Linked DNA regions of Homo sapiens: region 2 is linked to region 1. A link is an interaction called in ENCODE POLR2A ChIA-PET data of the cell type or tissue named here. Cell type or tissue: GM12878. All regions are shown on one strand. Region 1 overlaps PITPNB (phosphatidylinositol transfer protein beta). Region 2 has its middle 29 kb from the start of EMID1.

What was found. ChIA-PET counts read pairs that join two places held together with the same protein. Peaks named below come from ENCODE experiments on the same cell type or tissue, not always from the same donor. Only the 100,000 strongest peaks of a DNase experiment are listed, where the experiment ranks them.
Region 2: POLR2A ChIA-PET joins it to region 1 with 6 read pairs; 2 of 35 experiments call an interaction of 5 or more read pairs at or near these places.

The regions. Positions count from the first base shown.
Region 1 is chr22:27,871,844-27,874,343 of GRCh38, forward strand. PITPNB (phosphatidylinositol transfer protein beta) reads right to left here. Exons shown (of 12, transcript NM_012399.5): 8 at 1,895-1,972. Among named protein-coding and RNA genes, the nearest start is that of PITPNB, 46 kb to the right of the region's middle. In GM12878, no CTCF peak of the experiment used is centred here; no DNase peak of the experiment used is centred here; H3K27ac peaks cover 460 bases.
Region 2 is chr22:29,175,878-29,178,377 of GRCh38, forward strand. No RefSeq gene overlaps it. Among named protein-coding and RNA genes, the nearest start is that of EMID1, 29 kb to the right of the region's middle. In GM12878, no CTCF peak of the experiment used is centred here; no DNase peak of the experiment used is centred here.

The DNA of each region.
Region 1 (2,500 bases):
CCTTCATGAATAGCTTGGGCCATCCCCTTGGTGATAAGTGAGCTCTCACTCTGAGTTCACACGAGATCTGGCTGTATAAAAGTGCATGGCACACTTCCCCTGCCCCACTTCCACCATGTGAGACGCCTGCTTCTCCTTTGCCTACCATGACTGTAAGCTTTCTGAAGCCTCCCCAAAAGCAGATACCAGCACTATGCTTCCTATACAGTGTGCAGAACCGTGAGCCAATTAAGCCTGGTTTTTTTTTTTTTTTTTTTTTTTTTTTTTTGGGACGGAGTCTCACTCTGTCGCCCAGGTTGGAGTGCAATGGTGCAATCTTAGCTCACTGCAACCTCTACCTCCCGGGTTCAAGTGATTCTCCTGCCTCAGCCTCCTGAGTAGCTGGGATTACACGCAAGCACCATCGTGCCCAGCTAATTTTTGGATTTTTAGTAGAGATGGGGTTTCAACATGTTGCCCAGGCTGGTATTGAACTCCTGACCTCAAGTGATCCACCCACCTCAGCCTCCCAAAGTACTGGGATTACAGGCGTGAGCCACTGCACCTGGCCCAAGCCTCTTTATATATAATACCCATTCTCAGGTTCTTTGTAATAATGCAAGATTGGCCTAACATGCTAAGTATTAAAACTGGGAGAATTCTGAACTAAACTCTACCCAGAGAACAAATGTGAAAATAATATAGTTATGAATCATTTCTTATAAACCAAAGTCAAATTCATTTTTCCTTTTAGTTGATGCACAAGACAGTCCACAAAACAGTCTAACACCCAGGGAGAACCACTCAATGAGTTCTCTGTGGGGCTGTAACAGTAATCCTCTTATCTGCATGCAACTAGTACCTAGACATCACTTATCGATGACCTGTAACTGGCTTCAGCACAGACAGACTGGTTACCAAGTAAGACCCTGGGAGTGGAAAATCTGCTCTGGGCATGTTTAAGTTTTTATGCTCTTCTCTTGTCAAATTAGCTGTAGTAACTTGCCAATAACACATTAAGACTTCTTTAAGGATCTGTCATTTAGTTTAGTAGATGTCTTTAAAATGCATTATATTTCTATAGCAATTTAAATTATTACCTTGACATTACCTTACTTCCATGAATAAAGTAAGGGTGTGCACTTTATTTAAAAACAACTACTGGCTGGGCGCAGTGGCTCATGCCTGTAATCCCAACACTTTGGGAGGCCAGGGCGGGTGGATCACCTGAGGTCGGGAGTTCGAGACCAGCCTGACCAACATGGAGAAACCCCGTCTCCACTAAAAATACAAAATTAGCCAGGCATGGTGGCGCATGCCTGTAATCCCAGTTACCCGGGAGGCTGAGGCAGGACAATCACTTCAACCCAGGAGGCAGAGGCTGCAGTGAGCCCAGATTGCACCACTGCACCCCAGCCTGGGCAACAAGAGTGAAACTCTGTCTCAAAAACAAAACAAAAACAAAAACTGCTTGCCACAAAAATTGCTCACTCGTGTCCTGCTTTCCAAAAATATAACTATTAAAAGTCCAGGAATATGAGCTTGGGTGAAGGGAGCTTGTTCAGTTTTTAATAAGACTAAATTTAAACTATAAACCTTCATTTAAAATGGATTTTTATACTGCTTCAGGTCTCAAAAGAGAACATTAGAATCCCCAAAGACTAAATCACTTGTCTCTTTTAAGAGTTATTGGAGCTGCATTATGCTGAAAGTGACAGTCTGGCTCTGTTCTGTTTGTTAATGCAGCACAGATTTGCTGGCCAACTGCAACTGGCTGTAAGTCCTTATCGCAAATAAAACTATTTTTGTGCCATTTCTATTTTTCACTTAAACGTCACCAGCTCTTCAAGACTCAGGACCTGTCAAGTGTTCTGTTGCCAAGACTCTGCCTGTCAGAAAGGTCAGCATCCAGTACCTTCCAGTTGGGTCCCAAAGGGCCTCTCTTGGTCTTGACTGACTGGAATAATGCTGGGTCTTCATCAGCTTTGTAGTCCTGCAAAGCAAAACAAAGTCAGAGGCAGAGAAGAAAACCAGAGAATATTCTTTAACCGTGCCAGAATAGCTCTTCGCAGCTACCAAAACACAGGACAGAAATCAATTAGACTCACTGTGCTTTTGCGTAAAAGTAGAAAAATGCTTCTTTAAGACACTGTTTTCAGTTTGGTTTCCTTTGCTTTAAACTTTTACCTTGGGCTAAATAACTACATAATAAGAAATAATAAAAGTCCTGGACTAGCAATCCATTCTGACTGGTTACTGGACAGCTGTCTCCAATAACAAATCTTTCAACAGTTTTTTAAATAATTTAAGCATTTTGATATATGGATAATCACATTCAAAGAATAAAACATACCCATCCCAGTTTTGACACTACAGGTAGATGATGACACTGGACTGTTAATGCTGGCCAGAGCAACTACTGTGGCTGGGAACAAAATCAGAACTATCGATTCTGCAGCACCCCCAACCTCTTCCTACAGCTGGGTCTGTGGTGGACATCTCAGTTTCTTGACTGGCTTCT
Region 2 (2,500 bases), 1.3 Mb after region 1:
TTTCTTTCTTTTTTTATTTATTTTTCTTTTTTACTGAATTTGCATACTCTGAAGATTAAAGGTAGTTTCTGTTGCCTGCTTTTCTTTTTCTTATGTCTGGTCACACTTTCCTGCTTTTTTTTTTTCATGTCTCATAAATGGTTGTTAACCACTGGACATTTTAGAGAATATACTGTAGCACTCTAAACACTGAACTCTCACATTCTGGGGCTCTTTTTTGTTTGCTTATTTGTTTAGTGACTTAGCTGGACTATTTTAGCGAAGTCTATTTCTCCTAAGTATGCAGCTTCTGATTTTACTCCTCAGAGAAAGCAGCCTTGGGCATGACCGGGGTCACCCTAGGTGACAGTGGTTTTAGCAGGGGTCTCTTTGTCTCTTTTTATGATTTCTCTGTCAAGCTGTCTGGCTTTGTTGGAATCGTACCCAGCTATTATCCTCCATTGATAACTAATTGCTCTATTGTTTTCAACAGTGCCCTGGGGTAGAAATTGCTCCACATGTGATTCAATTAAATTCAGGCCCTTTTGCAAAGGTACTCTTTGAGGCCAGTCTTTGAGGTTTGTTACAACTCCAGGAGCGTTCTTCTCAGTAGCTACTCTATAGTTTAGTTTGTTAATCTGACAAGCTACTAGCCTCCTCATAATTGCTTGCCACCAAAATTGCTTACCATCAAAATCTCCATTGCTTTTCCCCTTAAGCTGGAACTCCTCCACACTCAGTTCCAAAGGAAGTCAGTTCCCTTAAGATCCCTCTGTTCTTACAGCCTGCCACTTTCTGGGCAAAACCTCTGCACAACTGCTCTGGAGGTAGGGAGAATGGGCCCCCTTCTCAGAGAATAACACACGTGCTTTATGAACAGGCTGCTGGATGGGGCAGTAGCTTCTGATCTTCTTGGCTTGCTACTTATGTTATGGAACCTCTACCCTATGAATGAGCTGGGGCAAATGCAACCAGGCATTTTTTTGGCCTGCTGCACCTAAGGTAGAGCTTCCACCTTACAGAGTGGGGCTGGGTAGAGGAGGAGAACCCCAGAACTCTCAGCCACTCTTGCCTAGAATGGAGTATCTACAACACAGGACGTGGTGGATGAGAAATGCTGATGTCCTGCCCTTCCTAGGGAGATACTCTAGCTCCCCAGCTGAGACTGAGGAGAGGGAGACCTGTGTTCTTGGCTGCATCCACCTGGAGTAGAACATCCATCTCGCTGAGCTGGGGGGACGGGGAAGGGAGAGAATGGGCCATGGCTCAAATGCCACAGGCTCTCACTGTTCTACTGTTCTGAGATTAAATAGATTCTTTTTTCTTCTTCTTTTTTTTTTTTTTTTTTTTTTTTGAGACAGTCTTGCTCTGTTGCCCAGGCTGGAGTGCAGTGGGGTGATCTCGGCTCACTGCCACCTCTGCCTCCTGGGTTCAAGCGATTCTTCTGCCTCAGCCTCCCGAGTAGTTGGGACTACAAGCGCGTGCCACTATGCCCGGCTAATTTTTTTGTATTTTTAATAGAGACCGGGTTTCACCACATTCGCCAGGCTCGTCTCGAACTCCTGACCTCATGATCCGCCTGCCTCAGCCTCCCAAAGTGCTGGAATTACAGGCGTGAGCCACTGCGCCAGGCCGATTTTCTTTTTTTTCTTTCTTTCTTTTTTTTTTTTTTTTTTTGAGATGGAGTCTCACTCTGTTGCCCAGGCTGGAGTGCAATGGCACGATCTCTGCTCACTGCAAGCTCCACCTCCCGGGTTCACACCGTTCTCCTGCCTCAGCCTCCCGAGTAGCTGGGACTACAGGCACCCACTACCACGCCTGGCTAATTTTTTTGTATTTTTAGTAGAGACGGGGTTTCACCATGTTCGCCAGGATGGTCTCAATCTCCTGACCTCATGATCCGCCTGCCTGAGCCTCCCAAAGTGCTGGGATTACAGGTGTGAGCCACTGCGCCCGGCCCCAGCCGATTTTCTTGAATAAATGTTTCATTTGCTGTGTGACCTCAGGACAATTTCCAGAGACTTTAAATGGTTGTTTTTTCATATAATATTTACCAGTTATAGTTATTTCTCTGGGCAGAGGGTAGGTGGAGCTCCTCACACCACTATACCAGAAGTTGTCTCTGAATATGTAATAGTCATTTGCTACATAATGACATTTCCGTCAATGATGGACCACATATACAATAGTGATCCCATAAGATTATAATTCTGGGGCAGGTGCAGTGGCTTATGCCTGTAATCCCAGCACTTTGGGAGGCCAGGGCAGGTGGGTAGCTTGAGCCCAGGAGTTCAAGACCAGCCTGGGCAACATGGCAAAACCCCATCTCTACAAAAAAATTTTTTAAAATTAGCCAGGCATAGTGGCTTGTGCTTGTGGTCCCAGCTACATGGGAGGCTGAGATGAGAGGATGGCTTGAGCCCAGGAGGCGGAGGTTGCAGTGAGCTGAGATCGTGCCACTGCACTCCAGCCTGGGCAACAGAGTAAGATCCTGTCTCAAAAAAAAAAAAATTATAATACT